2 separate regions of the Mus musculus genome follow, and region 2 is linked to region 1. Evidence: chromatin loops called from intact Hi-C (ENCODE). Cell type or tissue: left cerebral cortex. All regions are shown on one strand. Links, peaks and the distances in the headings refer to the core of each region. The heading gives the core; the rest is flanking DNA. Region 1 holds the start of Snph (syntaphilin). Region 2 holds the start of Fkbp1a (FK506 binding protein 1a).

Region 1 (9,786 bases), core at 4,636-7,135:
GCAGACAGAGAGCATTATTGCCATTTCAGAGACAAGGAAACAGACTCAGGAAACAAGATGAGGATTAGAATCCAAGCAGCCCAACTTGGGCCAACAACACAAGGACACTTGCCTGAGACAAACTAAGGTAAATATGGCTAATGAGTTAGGGCTTTTACATGTGTTATTTATGGGGGCTAGAGAGATGGCTCAGCGGTCAAGAGCTTTGGTTGCTTTTGCAGAGGACCCATGTTTGAGTTCCTGAATCTACATGGTGGCTCACAACCATTTGTAACTCCAGTTTCAGGGGATCTAATGCTCTCTTCTGGCTTCTGTGGACACCAGGCATGCACCACAGTGCAGACACACATGCAGACAAAATAGCCATACAAAAATAAAATAATTATAAAATGTACTTTCTTCACCATCACCATCACCACTCCATCACCATCATCATCATCTGTGGTGCTAAAGAAGGATTCCATGGATTTGTGCACAGTGGGCAAGTGCTCCACTCTGAGCTACGTCTCCAGGCTACAGTGAGGTTTTTAAAAAGCAAAACATACTCGGGTTGAGCGGTATCTTTCTGGTACTAGAGCCTGGGATCAGAGGATCTTCTCTTACAATATGATAGTAAACAGAACGCTGAGTATCATCTGAAATGTCCTTATCTGGCAAAATAAAAAGCTGGCCAAGCTAGGCTAGACTCCCAAAGGTGCAGACTTTTGTGAACACAAGTCTACGTAGCCAGCCTGTCCCCGTATGACAGCAGGCTCCTCCTGACCCAAACCCAAACACACAGGAACCCATCTATCTATATCTGGAGCATTCTATCTTTCAAGAGGTGGCTTTGAATGGAGCCATTCCCCAACATTATCCCTCAAGCAAATCCACAGAGCATTTGTTCCTGCCTCTTGTTACATTATCTGAGTCTTCCTCAAGTTACAGGTACCTGGTCCCTATCCACCCCACCTCCCCCCATCCCTGCCCCAAAGTGGTCACAGGAGAAAACAGTTGTGAAGTCCTTAGCTCATCAGAGCTTGAAGGGCCCTTGTCCATCTTCACCTCTGACTGCTTCTCTCTCTCTCTCTCTCTCTCTCTCTCTCTCTCTGTGTGTGTGTGTGTGTGTGTGTGTGTGTGTGTGTATGTGTGTGTGTATGTGTGTGTGTGTGTGTGAATGACAGGCTTTCTCTGTGTTTACCAGGCTGGCCTTGAACCCAGAGATCCCCCTGCCACTGCCTCAAGTGCTGGGATTAAAAGCATGCACCACCATTGCCTGGCTAACCTCTGACTCTTACTCTGCAGGTATGGAGAAATAAGAGGTCTGACCTCAGGCCTGGCATCGGATGGCCAGCAGGGTATAGGCAGGGTCTCAGCTATTTAGATTCCTAAAGCTGGCTCTTTCCACTGTATCAGGCTGCCTCCTAGACACTTCTTTAGGGTTGGCTCAGCATCTCAATTCAGAGGACAGTGCTGGGCATGTGACAAACACTTCATAAATATCCCATCCATTAAGAGATGTAGAGCAGCCTGGGAACACAGACTTCCCTCTGCAAGGACTCTTGGCTCAGTGTCACCAGCACCGAGCACCAGCTGCCCACCCCTAGGGCCTGGGTGGCCTAGACACAGAAAGAGCCCACATGACTCAGAAATGTGTGTTCTTATTGGATGGTTCTGGCCCCTGCCCTTTTGAGAAATCTTGAACAATGACTCAACTTCTCAAGGTAAGTGGTTCTTCCTCATGTACGAGACACTGAGAACTGTCTGAAGGGAAGGCTTTGAGTCTTCCGATAGTCACAGACACTACATAGAGTGTCTTCCAGGTACACATGACAGACTGTAACAACAGAAAAGTCACACTTCTTCCAAGTGTGGTGGCATGCACCTATAATCCCAGAATGTAGGAGGGAGAAGCAAGATGGTTCTGAGCTCGAGGCCAGCTTGAGACCCTATCTCACAAAAACAAAACCAAACTTAGCAGATCCTGCTTCTAGAAGCCTCTAAGGACAGGAAAGAGTCTGATCCACTTGGGACAACTGTATAATTCAACTGAACATGGTTACAGAGTGATTGTAGGTGGTCCTTCAGACTCTTGCTACCTTCTAGCTGCTGGGGAAGAGAACGCACAGGCCTCTAACACTGCTGAGACCAGAAAGAATCTTACTATCATTAACTTAACATAGGATTTAAAGATGCTAATGACATCAGTTTTCTAGGTCTTCTTGATTCTCCTTCTCTTTCTCTGCCCCCAGATTATAATGTTTATCAGTATCCCTCCTAGACATCTTTTCATACCTGCATACTGGGCTTCCTGAAACGCAGGATTGGCTCTAGCTCTTTCCCATAACCATGCACTTGGCCCAGAGCCTAGCTAATGAATGATAACAAACACTGAGCCCTGTTCAAAAGGACCGAGAATCCCTCTACCCTGTGCTGGAATAGGGTCACATTTAGACTCAGAGCCAAACAGCACATTCAGTCTGTTTGAGCGGTGGGGACACTGTCTCTCAGAGGGAGACTGGCTTACCCAAGGTGACCCAGTCTAAGGGAGGGCTCAAACTAAAAACAGTTCCTTGACTCCCAAGCCGATGTGTCCTCAGCTCCATACTTGCCAGGTTCTATATTATTTTAGTTGTCCAGTGCTGGGCAACACTCTCAGCCTCTCTGCCTGGCATCCTCACTGCAAAACGGGTAAAATGATGTATGGAGCCTACACATTAGGATGGTCTGAGCAGTAAATAATTGAAACCATGTTGGGCTATTGCACAGGGAGCACCTAGAAGGCACATTTGTCATGGCTGTCACTCAGACCCAGCCGTTCTCCTTGAGAAAGGGGAACCCTCCATCCGTCAGCTACACAGAGCTCACGGCAAATGCTCTGCAGCCCTGACTCACACACTCCTCTCAGTTCAGCCCAGCACGTCCTTTGCAGCAGTCATCCTGGGGAGATGCCTGATCTGCCCTCATGATCGATCCTTCACAGCTTTCCTGGCTCTGAACTCCATGCCTGTGTGCAAGGGCACACACACACACGCATGCCACACACGCATGCCACACACATGCTATAGCAGGGGGTAGGTGGGAGGTGGCAGGATATGTGAAAGAGACAAGGCTTCCGAGCCACATAGACCACCACTTCTTCCTGGGCATCCCTAGGCATGTCCTGTATCTCTCCAAGCTCCTGTTTCTTCCCTTTCTAGCAGAGACAATAAGGATCCCCTACAGCGCTCTGGCATTCCATAACTGATATTAGGAATAATAGATAGTCATCCTTTTTTTTTTAAAGTCCTCTTAATGGAATTTCAGAACCAGGAGCTCAGGGATCGTCTAGTCCACTCTTCTCAGTATACAGATGGAGATGAACAATTGCTAAAAAAAATCAAGTCCAAGGTCACACAGTGAGGTGGCACTTGGACGGAGTCTGGGACCTTGGTCTTCTAACCTTCTACTGCTTTCTGTATTAGCCTGGTTAGCTCTCCTGTGCAGCTTCCCTCCCTCACACAGTGATGGTTGGAATCACTCTTCCCAATTCTCTCTAATCACGAGTATATTGCATGAATAATTACTAGTAATCTCAATATATACTAATCTGAATATTATTAATCTCCATATAATGGCAACCCACACCGGTGCACCATCTGACCTTTGAAAGCCAACTCACCACAGGTTTTTTGTTTTTTGTTTTTTGTTTTTTGTTTTCCCAACATAGCTTGTTTGGAGGTATCATTTTCTCAAATGTATTTAACTCAACACTTATTAAGCACCTACTTTATGCCTTGTCATGGGCCAGAGGCTGGAGACAGAGAAGCAAAGACTGGGCCTCTGCCAGAGGGAGCTCACAGTCCAGCAGGGATTTAGGACAGAAGGGATGGGAGGGGGCATCCCACTCTTTTGACCTAACTGGTGCTGCGGCAAAAACTCCACCCCACGCTGTTGGGAGCCTCCTTTATGTTGCTGGAATAAACTAGAGCTAGACAGGATGGCTGGTCAGTCGGCTGAAAATGACAAGAAGGAAGGAAACAGAGAATAGGAAATGTGGGCCCCAGAACTTGACTCTCTTGCTTCGGTCTCAGAAGAGATTGTGCAGGGAAGGCAAAGATTGAGATCTGTGATCCTGGCTCCTGCTCTCTGCCAGCACTCAAGACTCATGTGCTTCTGTTCCCATGGGATGCCACCTATGGATGACAGGGTCTTCCAAGCTCATGGCTGGATTATACATGACTGCAGGCAACTGTCATTTGCTAGAACTGTCTTAGCTCTTGCGACGGAAATGTTCTCATCTTCTGGTTGCTCTGGAAGAGTCTGGTGGGGCAAACATGAACTCCTCTCTCTCCTAATTTGCCTTCAAATTCTGAATCCTTGAAAACCTACTGTGTGTGTCAAGCCGTTATCTCAAGAGCTTTCATATGAATCTCATCTCACCCTTAGAACTCTGAGGCCGGTACCATCTCCCAGGTTCACAAATGAGGGAAGGTAAGTAACTTGTCAGGGCAGGGATATTACCATAGAATCCTCTGATGCTTCCAGTGTTGTGAGACCCAGAAGGTCAACATTCCACTCAGGAAGTCCAGAGTCAAAAGAGAATGGCCAAGGGGACCTCAATTATTTCAAGGTCCGAACCTTAAATGGTTTTAATGGACAAGTCTCCAGAGTTATTGAAGCCACACTCAAGTGATATATTAAAATTGTACGGATCATCTAGCCCAGCCTCTGCACTGAACAGACAAGCAAACAGACACCCACACCCCAGAAAATAGTAAGATGGCTACTTGGAGCCAACCAGCAAGTTAAGGCCCAGAACCTCAGCCTATCTCACTTCCTTACACCCCTTGACTTGCAGAGACCAGCATTTTCTGGGAAACTCCTCCAGCCCACCCAAGTACCCCCAGGTGGGCAGAGAAGGCCAAGGCAACAAGCAGCATGTGACCAGCCTCGCCACCCCTGCAGCGTTGAAGCAAGGGAATGTGGGGAGTTTAGAGGCTGGCAGGTGTTGCAAGCCGTCTGGCTCCCTGCTAGGGAGTGGAAAGAGAAAACAACAGATACCCTGGAAGCTCCAGGGAGACTGAGGCAAATTTCTCACTCTAGGGATCATGGGAAATTCTGCCAGATCTACTGTAAGGCTCTGATGTTTATCAGTGGGCAAGATAGGAAGGCAGTCACAGGCACTTGACCTTGTGGTGGGTGTGCTGTGCGGTTCCAAAGAGAAGCTCACATGTTTGCAGAATGCCAGAAGAGAAAAACAAACAAGAAGGGCGAGGGGTTAGTTCCCTAAAACCCATCTACTAGATGTCAAAGACCTTGGGCGTCTTCCCTACTGAAAACAGCATCCTCTAATTAATTAGTAAATTTCACGCTAGGGAGAGGGGTGCTTACGAGGATGTGGGGGAATGGAGGGAGGCTAGGGATGAGTCACGTTAATCCCCTCCTCGCCTGGTACCTCTGCGGGATCGCGCCACCGCAAGCGGTCTCAAACTGACCCTGGCGGCCGCGGAGCCACGGAGGCCCCCTCCCGCTCCGCCGTGGCCTCCTCACCTGGGTCCACTCGCCCTCCGCAGTCCGGCCGGCTCGCACGACTCCCGCGCCGCTTGGCGCAGCGCCTCTGCAGTCGCTGCAGCAGCCGCCTGGCGGTGATCAGCAACCTGCGGCGGTGGGGAAGAGAGAGACAGAGGCGGGTGAGCGCCGGTGGCCGCAGCCCGCAAGCTCGGAGGACACGCTGCCCGCCGCGGGCTAGGGCAGCTCCTGTGCTTGGCCGGCGCCCCGCACCCCCGCAGTTGCACTCCTGGGTGCGGCGGGTGAGGCTGGGCGGTGGGCCCGGAGGTCCCCGGGGTCCTTGTCATCACCTGCGAAGGCTTCCATGGTTTGGGCTGCCCCCAGGAGGGCAGCCGGATTGCTCTCCCGAGCCCCAGCTGAAGGTGGCTAGCGGGTGCTTGCTGGGGCTGGGGCTGCGGGGAGGGAGAGGTGGAGGGCGGGGAAGGAGAGGTGGATGGAGGGGGATGAGCCAGTCGGCAGCTCGCCGGCAGCTGCGTAAGCCTCCCGTCTTCACTTTCCTTCTTAAAGAGATAGTTGGTTTCGCTCTGAGAGCCCTGGAGCCAAGACATCAACAAGCATGCATGGGGTCCTTTATTACCTCCAACTAGCTGTTGCTCAGAGGTGGGGGATGGGAAGGACTTCAAAGGGTATCTATCCCTTCAGCTTCTGGGCCTCAGTATCTCACCCCTTGGCACACATTAAGTAGTAGTATTATCTGGACGCCTTTAGAAACATTTTTGACCCCCTAAACCAATTTGTGAATGTCAGGAGTTATTTAATGCGAACAGCTCTTGCCTTAAAAAAAAAAAAAAAATCTTAAAATCCCGAAGGTATTTAAGAAATGTTATCCTTTGCAGTATTAAAACAGTAAGCTGGAAAGTTGGGCAATAAAAAGCGAATTAATCCTTATTGTGGGTTTGTCTCCTGCCTTTTACCTGACATCAAAGGGCTCAAGGGACCACAAAGTCCAGGAAGCTGGATTTCTAGCGCTCCCATTTCTGGCCGCCATAAGTTAACTTGCTGGCCTGGTTTCTTGCCTGCCCCACTGGGTGCAGTAGGAAGGGGCTCCCTTCTTGAAGCAGCCCTTTCTGGTCAGCTGGGCCTTTGCTCACTACCTTCTGGGAAGTTTTCACCTTGCTGTCTTGCTCTTATTCTAGCTCAACTCGCTGGTGTCCTCTCACATGACTTTGCCCGCCACTCATTTTGCTCTTTTGCTCTTAAATTCTTCCTTGCTGGGCCTCTACCCCCAGCTTTTATTTGCTAGTTCATGGGTTTGGAACAACCGAGACGTCCAGTTTGCTCCTTGGACTCCTCAAAGTCTCTGCTCAGACACTGCTATCTCAGGGAGGTCATCTGCCATTGTCAACTTGACTGAATTTACAGTCGACTCGGAAACATATGTTTGAATATGTCTGTGAGGGTGTTTGCAAAGAGATTTCCCTAAGGAAAGAAGAAAGGCCCACTTTGGACGTGAGCTAGGGCCCGGACTGGATAGGGTGAAAAGAGAAAACTCATTGCGTAGGAACATTCATCGCTTTGCTTCCTGACTGAGGACACAACGCGACCATAAGCTTTCTGCCATGTCTCCTCTGACATGATAAACTATATTTCCCTCAAACTACAGCCAAAATAGTCCTTCCCTTTTAAAGTTTCCTTCTGTCAGAGATTTGGTCAAGGTCCTGAGAAAAGTAATAGACCTTTTCCAGTCAACCTACAGAGCGCACCGACCTCCTCTTCCTTCAGTCGCTTGTTCTTGCTGTATGTACACATAAACGTGTGTTTGTGTGGGTGTAGGTGTGTACCCCGGAGCTTGTATGTGTGTGGGTGTGTGTGCACACCAGAGGTTGTGTGGATGGGTGGGTATATGTATGTACACCAGAGGTCCTTTTTAAAACCACTCACCACTTTCGTTTTTGAGACAAGGTCTCTCAATGAGCCTGGCTGGAGCTCACTCCCTGATTCACTACACTAGTGTGGCCCTGCCTGGCTTCTTTACCTGGCTGTTTAGATTCCCATGCTCACTGGAAGGCACTGGAGTGGCTGAGCCACCTCCCCAGCAATGCCCTCCCTCATGCATTTATGTCTGAGTTTTGCTGTTTTAATTATCTGTAACTGAAAAAAGACAGTTAGTTACTACCTGTGATAATCTACATCACCTCCCTTAGAATGTACACATTGTGAGGGAAAGAACATTTTCCTCTTGCTATATCTTTAGTGCCTAGGACTGAAGCTAGCACATGGAAGATGATCAATAAATGCTGGCCTGGACTGAACTTGGTGCCTCTACTCTCTACCCATGCTGAGTTTTCCAACAGAATTAGCAAAGCAACTTCATTAATTTACATTAAGTCTCTGCACTATTGGCCTGCTATTTCAAAAGTAGCTTTGTAAATATTCATAATACCTACCCAAAAAAGCATTATTTTAATTTTTTCTATTTCTTATAAGTCAAATCTTTTTCTATAGTGCATTTTTATTAAATCTACCAGGGTTTCTTTCTTTCTTTTCTATTTTTTAAAGTAGTAAATGGCTATGGGGGGGGGCATTTGTTACACCTTCTCTCTATTAAATCTCCAGTTAAATTTAATTCTCTTGCCTAAAGGCCATCATTATATTATATACACTATGCAGAAATATAAAAAGAGCAGTGGTAGCAAGAACAGTACACTGGAATTGAAAAGGTCATGGGAGATTAAAAAAAAAAAAAAGACAGGACAAACAATAACAACAAAAACCCCCTAATACTACACCAGAGAACTAGTGATGGCATGCTTTATCTGCCTTAATTAAACAAGTAACGTCTTCTTACTTAAACAATACCATGTAATCACTGCATGTTTATGGGGAGAGAATTTCTAAGACTGTGATCTATCTCCATATCGTCTTCCTGGTTTTTTTTTTCCCCTGGTTATTTAAAAGACTACATTTCCCAGAAGTCTCCACTAACAATGTCCCCAAAGCAAGAGAGCTCTTCCACCCACACTACTCCCATCTGGAATGGTGTCAGTCAGTAAAGAATTCTCCTGAGCCTCAGAAAGCAGGTGATTGAGAAGAGAATCAGTGTTTAGGAATAAGGGAAATTGCAACAAATGAGGGTCACAAACATAAAACAAGATAAAATTATTCCAAAGAAATCAGTAATTTTATTTTGCACTAATTAGGAAACATTACATTTAGATTTTTTTTTTTTCAGTTTCAAAACCAGTTTTTATTCCAGTTCTGGGCAAGCACCTTGCTCTCACTGAATGCAGCAAGAAAATTTGAACAAAATACATACACGTGGGAGCTATGTGAGCATTCTTAAGGGAAACCATAAACAGGGCTAACTAAAGAAGGCCGTCAAGGTTTAAGTCACTGGGATGGCAGAACTTAGCTTTTTGGTTTTTTTCCCCTTGGATCTCTTCCAGCCTGGGCTTCAGCCAGCAAACTCTGAAACTGGGAACCAGCACGAGAAATCTTCCAAACAACCCTTTCCGCTCTGCCTCGAGATCCAGGAGAGGAGGCATCTGATGCTCAGTATGTGTGGGGGAATCATTTTTCTTTTCAGATCCTTCTCCATTTTCTCACAGTTCCGTTCTCAGGCAACGCTGCAGTGGCTGTTGGAACAGCAGGAAATGGCAGGTGGAAGAGGAGTTACTCCATCGGAGTAGGTGTGGTCCTGAAGGAGGCGAACACCTGCTGGCTTTTGCCCCTTGATGGTCCCACCCTTAGCTCCAGGTACATGTGTGGGAAGCTGGCAGCAGGGCAGAATAGAGCAACACAGCTCTCAGCTGTAGCTTTCTGATGAATCCTTAATAATGACCATGATATATGCAATACTTTTCTGCACTAATAAGCACCAAACCAAGAAAACAATCTTAAAAGGGAAGAGGAAAAGATATATTAATTCTATAGGAATGTTTTGCATAATTGGGATTTCTCGTCATAAACAATAGAGGGTAAAAGAAAGCAGAACAAACTTAATAAATGGGTAAAAGAGTTGTCAACCAGATTGTAACATTTCTCAAGAGTGAAAGTAAAACAAGGACATTCTGAAAGAAAGGGAAGCTAAGAGCATCATTGAAAGCCTTGCTTGGGGCTGATCCAAGGCCCCAGGCACATATGTAGCAGAGGACTGCCTGCCTTGTCTGGCCCCAGTGGGAGACAATACACCTAATCCTGTAATACTTGATGCCCCAGAGAAGGGGGGTGTCTGGGGATGGGTCACCGTTTCAGAGGTGATGGGGAGGGGCAATGGGGTAAAGAACTCTGGGAGGGGAGGACTGGGGGGGGGCACAT
Region 2 (9,786 bases), core at 4,341-6,840, 90 kb before region 1:
CACATCTACCAAAATAGAGGCTACTACGTGACCACCCAACTCTGGTTCCCTCTCCTTGCTGGGCACACCTCCCAGCCTCCCTTGCAGTTGAACACGGCTGGGTGGCTAATGGAAGAACTGGTATCATTCCAGGCCTGGCCAGGAAAAACTTAAGCTACCTTTCTTTTTGTCCTCAAACCCAGATCACAACAGAATGTTCATGGCAGCCACATGCTAAAGACTACAAACTCAAAGGCAGCCTAGAAACTTGACTAGTCACATACAGTGTAGTACCCACCTGCCATAAAGGAGCACCTTGGCTCCGAGGGTTCTAAGACAGAAAAATAAACCTGTGTTCAAGTAGTCACACAATGGGTATACTTCTTAAGTGTGCTCAGCCCACTGGACTGTTATTCTAGACATTCAGCTATGGAGTCGTAAAATATGGATGATGTCCTTTCTTCTGCTTCTCTGCCAAACTTTCTGGGCATTACAGACCTTAATTCACAAACATTGGAGGGGAGCAATCCTGGAAAACAGGGACAGAGCCCTAAGAATGGGAAGTCTGAGCTTTTTGTTCCATTCTCCACTAAGAAGCTGGAGTGAAAATGACCCTGGACCATTGGAGGGTCTACTGACAATGGAGAGTGCCTACCTCAGGCTTGGGAACTTCCAGGAAGTCCATCATGTGCTGAGATGACATTCCACTCCAAGTCTACTAGATGCTAGGGACCAGGACTCACAGTGAACAGATGTCTTATTCCTACCACCTACATGGCTAGCGCCAGAGTATGAAACTTAGAGAAGTCAGTCTTGGGTCTTCTGTACAAAACCTCCTCCAGGAAGTAGAAATGATCTGTGACCTGTACACACGGAAACTTCAAGGATCCAACCTTTCCACAGACACTGGACTCTCAGGGAGAGAATGCCCTATTTTCATGAAGGGACTCTTGAGTTTTATGTCTCTCACAGACTCCCTGTGTTCACTGAGAAGATGGCTAAAGGACAAATGGAATCATGAGCAAGCAAAATGTGTTTTCAATATAACACTGCCTTCTAAGAAACTGTTAAGAATAACACAGCCTTGGGCTGGGGGTAGAGTTGTTAGTAGATTGCTTGCCTAGTATGCATGAGGCTCTGGATTCTATCCCCAGCACCATTACAGAAATTCCTGTAATCCCAGTGCTTGGAAGATGGAGGCAGGAGGATTATAATTTCAAGGTCATTCTTGGCTACATAGTGGGTAGACTTGTCTACAAGAAACCTGGCAAAGAACAAGAGTAACAGGCCCTTCTAGAATTGATTCCTTTTACCCTAAATCTGGAATCTGGATTAAGATTTTATGATTTGCATATACAAAACCTCTAAAACCCCAAATGCTGATTTGCAATGTTTTGGCGGGGATGGGGGAGGTGGGGGAGTGTTGCACATTTAGCTAAGCATTCTATCACTGAGATACTTCTCCAGCCCTTGTTGCACTTCTTGCCCAGCTGCCTCTCTTCTTGCTGGAGCTTGAAGACCTCAGTGACCTTCCAGGCAGTTGAGTTTCTTATCTTGTTTCTTGGTCACAGTGCTTTGTAACTTGGGACCATGAGTCCCCCATTTGTGACCACAGTAATCACAATTTCCAGTATAGTCTCCGAGCTCTTGGGTAGTAAAGCTTTTTCTTCAGCCCTATAAGCCCTTGAGAAATATAACTCAGAGCTACACAGAACCAAAATTTTCTGATATTTAAAGAGCCAAGGGGAATAGCAGATCAGAACATTCTCTGTTAGTATAAGCCCAGGAGACTCCAACACTTGACTCTCATAGGTGTACAGAATTAGAGAATCAAGAGCATGCATGGGGAAATGTGATGGTTGTTTTTTCTCTATTCAACACAGCTAGCATTACTTGGGAAGAAGAAACTACAACTGAGAAAACGTGGGAGGGATCAGCCCAATATAGGCAGTGCCATCCCCAGGTAGGTGGTACCGGGTTGTGTAACAAAGCAAGCTGAACAATCCATGGAGAGAAAGCCAGTAAGCAGCGTTTCTCCATGGCCTTGGCTTCCAGGTTTTTGCCTAGAGTCCCTGCTCTGACACTTCCTTCAGTAGTAGCCAACTGTCACTGTGTCATGCCTTTGACACGTGGACTGTTAAGATGAAATAAACTCTTTCCTCTCCAAGTTGCTTTTGGTCACAGTATTTTTTCACAGCAATAGAATGCAAACCAGGACAGGGAGGTAAGTCTTTTCTGTTTTGCCAAATAGAGCTAGATCACACAGGACTTAGTAAGACCTCTGAGTTCTGCCTGGGGACAACAGAAAAGGGAAAACATGGCAGACATTTTTAGAAGTTATCTGAGAATGTCAGTTATAGAAGTTCGATGCTTTCCCTTTGGGAGCTGCAAGTGGAAATTACCTTTCCTGTGGAACTCATAGAACTTACTAGCATGCATCATTTTCACTTAGCCTCTGTCCTCTCCTCTGAATCAACCTCAGATCACTAAAATTTCAAGCGTCCTCATTTCAGGTGTTGGCAATTCCTCTATACTTGTGTGTTTTCCAAATGTGGTTCCCAGGCCAACAGGATTGCCGTGGTTTGGTGAACTTGAGTGTGAAATGTTCCTACTTTATATGCTTATTCCACAGCTGGGGGCAATATTGTGGAAGATATGGAGCTGAAAGATTCCATAGCTTACAGCTAACTGATAGTTCACTAGAAGTGGGCCTATAAAGATTACATACAGCCCCTGGTCCCTGCTTCATTCCCTGTTTCCTGGTCCATTGTAAGTAAACAGCCTCTGTCTGCTACATGCTCCTTTTTTTGCCATGGAGATAGAAATTCTCTGGTGCTGCAAGCCCAAATAAATCTTCTCTCTTCCTTCTTCTTTTTTTGTTTTGTTTTGAGGCAGGCTTTCTCTGTGCAGCCCTGGCTCTCCTGGAACTTGCTCTGTAGACTAGACTGGCACGGGCCTGCTTCTGCCTCTGGAGTCCTGGGATTAAAGGTGTACACCACCACCTGGCTCTGACCACAATATTTAGACACCCAAAACCAACTGATTTGAGTATTGCTTTTGAATGTTTAGAACTACAGATTGTCTGGCCACACGTCACACTAGCACAGGATTCTGGGGGTTCTAACAGATGATTCTGGGGCATGTTACAGCAGTTCCCTGTAGTCATTACCTATACCTTCAAGCAGCTGAAAGACCAGCAAGGGTGGCCTTCAAGGTCAAGATCTATGAGTTGGGATATTATATAAGCCAAGAATCTATTAGCTGTAAGTAGCAGAAAGTCCAATTCAAACTAGCAAAAGGAGAGCTTTCTCAGAATGAAATGAAGGATCATCTAGATTTAGATACTGTGAAATATAGTTGAAACTCTTTTATATTTATTGTGTGAGTACATATGTACGTGCAAATTTGTGTGTATGCCTATGTGTGGAGGTTGTGTTAATCCAAAAGATGGGAGGAGAATTAAAGCAGGCTTTTTTGTTTGTTTATAAAGGCTGCCTCTCCCCAAGGCAGAGTTTGAGATTGGATGTGAGGAAAAATAAGGCTTTCATAGCTCAGGGGTAGGGAATTTCCAGATGGGGGATTTGATGGGCAAAATATGTGGAGTTATAGGACCAGAGCAAACAAGTCAGCCCTCATGATCTCTTGAAACAAAGACATGGTTGCAAGATGGGAGTAACAAGGTAGTCATAGTCATAACAAGGTGGTCATATAATCTTTTGAAACAAGATGGTTATAAACAATTCTTTGAAACAAAGACATGACTGCCATTCCTGGAACAGGCAGTACTGAACTATTTGTAGTTAAGATTACAGGTGAGTCATAGCCCAATCCTTGAAAAACAGAAGTTTAATCATAAATAGGAATGGACCTCCTTTGTCTTTATGATAAGATGGCTTTTAAGCCTAAGATGGTTGCAGGCTGGATCTTCATTCCCTGCTTGTCTTCTGTGTCCCTGTGAAATCTTTGGTAAGGTCTTAGCATTCTTTATCTGGGTGAAAACAAAATTTGGAGCATATCAAATGATGAAATCATAAATTATACCTGTTTGGTTAGCATAGATAAAACCAATATTTTAAGGCCACATAATCTTGGTATGCCAATAAGTTCTTTAAGTACTTATTTTGTCTCCTTTGCCAGGGAGTTAGTTCCATTAGACCTAATATTCCGACCCTTTGTTGAGAACAAGAGATGTATTCTCCTCTAAACCTACTTCCTGCAAAAATTAGGATGCCACTGTTAGAGCCCAGTAAGGCTGGGGTATTACCCAAAGGCCAGGGTGGGCTAGGGTAGTGAGGTATTCATCCGAAGCTGGTTTGCTGACCCAGATGAAGAGACAGGAAGTATCACATCGACTAGACTGATTTATATCAACTTTCAGCAAGTCCAGGACTTTTTGGTTTTGTTTGTGGAGCTGTTGTGGTGTAGATCGCCTCTGGAGCAGTTTATAGTCCCTAGATTGGGATCTGACAGAACCAGAAACCAGATGTCACCAAAAAAAAAAACATTAAAAGTTTCTATGACTTACCAGAGGATGCCTCCATAAAATAAATACATATGTTTTTAAGGTGTTGGTGGGTTGGTTTTTGATCCTGCTGTCCAACAAACTGGAGGTGTGTGCTTTCTCCAAGGTGTGCACCCCTAAGGTACAATTCCTCAGTCCCAGAGGGCCAGAGGGCAGGATCCAGCTTCTGAATTTCTGAATTCAGCCTAAGATGGAGGCAGATTGGTTCAGCTGGACACGTGGTCTTTGGGAACGTGGTCTCTATGGTCTCTGTCTACCTCTTTTAATACAAGGTTTCTCACTGGCCTGGAGCTCACTGAATAGGCTAGACTGACTGTGTTCCTATCCTCAGCACTGGGGTTACAGGTCTGCACCAGCAACCCTGGCAGTTTTATTTTATGTGAATGAGTGTTCTGTCTATGTATCCATCTGTACACCGAGTATATGATTCCCTGGAACTGGAGGTAACAGATAGTTGTGAACTGCCGTGTGGGTGTGGGAATTGAACTCAGGAAGAGCAGCCAGTGCTTTTAACACCCGAGCCATCTTTCCAGCCCATTAAGTTTTTATTCTTTAAAGTACTGAAGGTATTCAAGCAAAACTCACAAGAGCCCCATACATACATATATGACTTTTTTCTTTTTGTTTGTTTGAGACAGGGGTTATCTTCCCTTGCTGCTCTGGAACTCGCTCTGTAGACTACACCAGGGCTGGGATTAAAGTCGTGCGCCACCACTCCCCTCTCTATTTCCATATATTTAATATATACGTATTCGTGGAAGAGTGGGCTTTCACGCAGGCTAGTGTTAATACTGACTCTTCCAAGAAGGAGCTCGGAACCTAGGGCCACTTACAGACGTTTCCTTGGTTCCACAGGTACAAGGCCTACTCACAGCTATCGTCCTTACAGGGCAATTAGTTAGGTGTGCGCAAGTAAAGCATCTCTGAGTGAGCTCGTCAGTAGCTGGTGGGCCCGTTATTACTGCGGCGTCTCCGAGGCGGAGAAACGCAGAGGAAAACCGGGAGTAGCCAACAGGACGCGCCTTCCGCCGCAGCTGCATCCGGGGGTCTGTGGCCTCCGGACTTCCGGTCCCTCCGCCTAGCTGCCCCGCTTCAGGGATGTGAGCGCCTCGCGCAAATAGGGCGGGGCGTGCCGTGCGGTGCGGTGCGCGTGCGCAGGAGCCACGAGAGGGACGAAGCCGAACCTCTGAACCGCCGCCAGGTCCGCTCCGGCTCCACGCCGCCCGTCGCGCCGCCACCCGCGTCCTTTTCCTCCTCCTCCGCCAACGCCGCCGCCGCCGCCGCCGCCATGGGAGTGCAGGTGGAGACCATCTCTCCTGGAGACGGTGAGTAGACACCCGCCGCCCGTTTCCCGGCCGCCGCTCGCAGCCACTCACCTGCAGTCTTGTCTCTCCTCAGGGCGCACCTTCCCAAAGCGCGGCCAGACCTGCGTGGTGCACTACACGGGTGAGTCGGACCGGCCGGGTGGGGCCGGGCGGGAGGGGCGGCGGCTGGGGAGTCGGGGCGTGGTGGCCGCGTGGCCGGCGGCCGAGGCCTGGGCGGTGGCCATGCCCCGAGGGACAGGCTGGGCCCGCCGCGCCGAACGGGACATGGGGTTGGCGCAGTCTCGTCCGCCCTGAACGGTGTGCGGCCCCGGATGCCGCAGGGAGCCTACTGTCCAACCGTAGAAACTGAGGCTGGGGCGAACTCATCGCCTGGCGGAGGTCACACGCTCCCGGCCAGGGACCCTTCGGGAAGATTTGAACCGTTTCTGAACCCCGATGGCTTGATGCCTTCTTCGTGCGTCGGGATTCTTCCTTCAGTAGATAGAAGGGGAGAAAATTCCTAGTCTGCCCAGCCACCCTTTCCCAGGGAAACCCTTGAATTCACCTTTCTGGGGCGGGTGGGAAACGACCCACTTGCGAAGTCATTATTGTGGCTTCACGTGCCCTCTCAGAAATAGATAATGCAATGTCTATTTCTCTTTGACCCACTTGCAAATCTCAGCCTCCATGGCAGTGATTTCCAGACCAAAGGATGTATACCATAACATTTTCCTTTCCCCTTTCTGGGAGTAGAGACTTTCTCACCCCCATTTTTAAAGATAAAGGAAACTGGGGGGTCGTGAATGCAGTGCACAGTAACTAAGTCAAAGGAGATTTTAAAGACGCGCATACTCAGCCAGAATTGAAGCATCAAGACTGCTGGCCCTGGGACCATTTTTTACTCCATGCCCTTACAAGGTCTTCCTGGGTTGGGGAGGGGGAGGGGGAGCTGACTGTGCCTTCATAGCTAGGCAGAGTGGTGTAGCCACAGCTGATATGAATCGGCTTCCCTCCCCCTCCTTCCCTTTCCCACCCTTTCCTTTGTCCCCCTCCCCATCCTTCCTCTGTTTCGTCTGCTTCTCCCTGCTCCCCTCCACTGTCACCACCCCCACCTTTTTTTTTTTTTCCTGCCTGATCTGGCCAAGCTGTTCTGGCTCAAGTTGCCTTTCTCTCCCTAATCAGGGGAGGATCCCGATCTTGAGGGAAATGACTTACAGGGAAGGGAAGACAAGACAGCCCGCTCACATCCTCCTCTCTGTGCCCCCTTACTTCTATGACTTCTTGAGTAGAGAAGCGGGCAGGAGATGGCAGAAGTTAAGGACTAGGACCTTTAAAAAGCTGCCAATGGAAGGAATATTGAAATACATCTTGGCAAGAACAGACTCTTCTCATGGACCAAATCGCAGTAGCTGTTGTGGTAAGACCAATCAGCACCTTAGTTTGGGAGGGCTAATAGAGGAACAGTCATCCGTTTAGTCACCTCTGAAAGCAAGTTGAAAAAGGATGCTGTTGCTTTTTAAAAAACAAACATGTGTTTAAGGCAGTTTTAATAGAGTTCCTCATTTGTGACCCCCCCCCCACTGTGAGATTATTTTCGTTGCTGGTTCATAACTAACTAATTTTGCTATTGTTATGGATCATAGTGTAAATATCTGTTTTCAGTGGTCTTAGGCAACCCTTGTGAAAGGGTCTTTGGACCCCCGATGGAGTTGCAACCCACAGGTTGAGAATGTGGGCACGTGGGCAGTTCCCTGCCTTCCTACAGCCCTCTTTAGCTTGGTTTGTGGCAGCCCTACCACAGTGCCTGGTTATATCTGTGTACGTCCCAGGCTGCCCATCATCCTTGCCTGCCTATGCTTCACTGCTGCTGAAAGCCAGGTACCGGCGTGTAGGCAGAAACAGTTTACTATGCTTCGTGGTGAACTGTTCCTATAAAGTGTCTGGAGCCTTTTCCTTAAAAAAATAAAAAATAAAAAAATCACCCCCCCTCCCAAACCAGATGACTATGGGACCCAGAACTCCTAATGCCTCTTCAAGTCTGTTCTCCATGCAGGCAGTGCCCACCCACACGTTCCCAGAATGACAGCAGGACCCTGGCACACAGTAGAACAAAAGCTTTCTTTTTTATTTCATTTTGATAAACTCCACAAAGACGCCTTAGTGAGAAGCCAGCTGTGCCTCACGATCACAGAATAGGCTGTTGTGAGGGCGGGTGGCTTTGTTCCCCAGTCTTTGCCACCAGCCTCCCAGGAAGAACCTGTTTGAGACCTGTGGGGGCGTGAGAGAAGGGGGTAGATTAGCTATGAGATCATGTCCGCAGCATTAAGGCTTTTGAGTTGCTGGGAATAGACTTATCTCAGAGCGATTGTGATGAGAGGAGAACATTGTGCCAGAGACTAGAGGAAGAGGGTCTTCAAAGATGGGGAGCCAGTGGAGTCCCAGGAAGGGAGGAGAGAGCTCCTATCTCTTATCTCTGGCTTTCTCTCTGCTTGCCTCATTTTTCTATGCTGAGATCTATGCTTCTGGCTGGTGGGTGGGGGAAGGCTTCATGTCCGTGCTCAGTGTTTCTGTTCCCTTTGAATGTCTGGCTCAGGTTGTTTGCCTGAGTGACAGAGGAAGGATATGAATGACTGAGGCTTGAGTTGGGTTAATAATTCTTGGTCATGTGAGTTTTAGCCAAGTGTCCATTTCTGCTATTTAGACTGGGTCCAGAGAAACAGCAAAGGAAGTAAGGTGACCAGCCCCTCAGCCCCGCACCCTGCATGCCAGGGATGAACCCCAGGACCTTACAGGTACTAGCCAAACGTTTCAACTCTGAGCTCCATCTCCAAGCCTCAACTTCAAGGGTGTTTTAGATGCCAATAATGACTGACTTTGTGCCACTGCTAAGCCTTTCTCTGGAGTTTTCTGTGACCTCTGCCAGAACCCAGCGTAAGTGCAGGCTTGAAGAAGACCTCTGAGTGCCACTGAGAATATCTAGTGATTTTCTGAGGGGTGTGACAAGCCTTGCCTGAGGCCTGAGGGAGGAGATAGGTCAGTAAACCATACAATAAATCCTCAAAGGCTGCCTCCTGGTTGCTGTGCCGCTTATCCTAGTGCATATCCCTTTTCACAAGGCCACAGCAGGCCACATGCTTGCCACTGTCAGAGCAGTCTCAAGTGGACTGAAGGAATTCTTTTTTTTTTTTTTTTTCCTCTTAAAATATAGCTAGACATCTTGTCCTTGGGATTGTGCTTAAGTCTTACATAGCCTCTTGGTGTCTGATGGAGAAGCTAAGAGTCCCTTGGCATCATCTCCAGTCTGCCTAGGGCAGTCAAAGCTCCCAGGCCAGGGCTGGCCCATGACTTTGAATTTTTCTTTAGTTTTCGTCCCTCTTCTCTGCTGTTCCTTAGTTGGTGACCTGATGTCTGGAGGGAAGCTCATATTTAAGAAATGCCTCAGGTGGTATTTTTTCTAGTGTGTAGTGTCTGTCACAAAATAGGCTGAGCTGTATGGGTAGTTGTGACAATGTTTTGTTGTTGTTGTTGTTGTTGTTGTTGTTTGGGGTTTTTGTTTGTTTTCTCCTTTGTACAGCAACAAACCAGGCACAAGTGGCTAGTAAACTGACTAGAGGAAGACCTGATCTAGTAGGGTTTAGCTCAAGAGGGGGACCAGCTTGACAGTGCGACATGTCAGATAGTGAGAGGCACAATAGAGAGAGTAAAGCAGAGAGGGATGGGGAAGGAGGAGTTTACTTTTAATGGAGACCGTTGGAAAAGTCCTGATAAGTGTCACCCACCTCCAGCAGCATGCACAGCAAGTTTGGTAGTGGGCTTCAAGGCCATCTCGAGGGAAAGTTCTTATGCAAGGCCCAGGAGCTGGAGTGGATTGTGTGAAAGAGTGGTTTTGGGCAGTGGGGCTAAGGGAACTTGGTATGCTGCCTTCCTCTGAGTCTGAGGAACATGTCTTGAGCTGACTTGAATTTTAACCTTCTCCCTCTG

Evidence for each region. A loop is a pair of places that touch in the nucleus more often than their neighbours do. Peaks named below come from ENCODE experiments on the same cell type or tissue, not always from the same donor. Only the 100,000 strongest peaks of a DNase experiment are listed, where the experiment ranks them.
Region 2: a loop joins it to region 1, with 5 times the contacts of the local background. A loop is called at or near these places in 1 of 42 quality-filtered maps.

What each region holds. Positions count from the first base shown.
Region 1 is chr2:151,626,637-151,636,422 of GRCm38, forward strand. It overlaps Snph (syntaphilin), which reads right to left and starts at 5,957. Exons shown (of 6, transcript NM_198214.3): 1 at 5,820-5,957; 2 at 5,512-5,618. Gm46786 (a long non-coding RNA gene) reads left to right here and starts at 8,243. Exons shown (of 3, transcript XR_001783621.2): 1 at 8,243-8,549; 2 at 8,916-9,225. In left cerebral cortex, for the core only: a CTCF peak has its summit at 5,603; DNase peaks (open chromatin) are centred at 5,004, 5,673 and 6,002; H3K4me3 peaks cover 1,807 bases; H3K27ac peaks cover 1,692 bases.
Region 2 is chr2:151,536,919-151,546,704 of GRCm38, forward strand. Fkbp1a (FK506 binding protein 1a) reads left to right here and starts at 5,565. Exons shown (of 5, transcript NM_008019.3): 1 at 5,565-5,826; 2 at 5,900-5,947. The coding sequence starts at 5,790. Gm14167 (predicted gene 14167) reads right to left here and starts at 5,553. Exons shown (of 3, transcript NR_166213.1): 1 at 5,335-5,553; 2 at 4,505-4,686; 3 at 3,808-3,967. In left cerebral cortex, for the core only: a CTCF peak has its summit at 5,597; DNase peaks (open chromatin) are centred at 5,600 and 6,807; H3K4me3 peaks cover 2,181 bases; H3K27ac peaks cover 1,893 bases.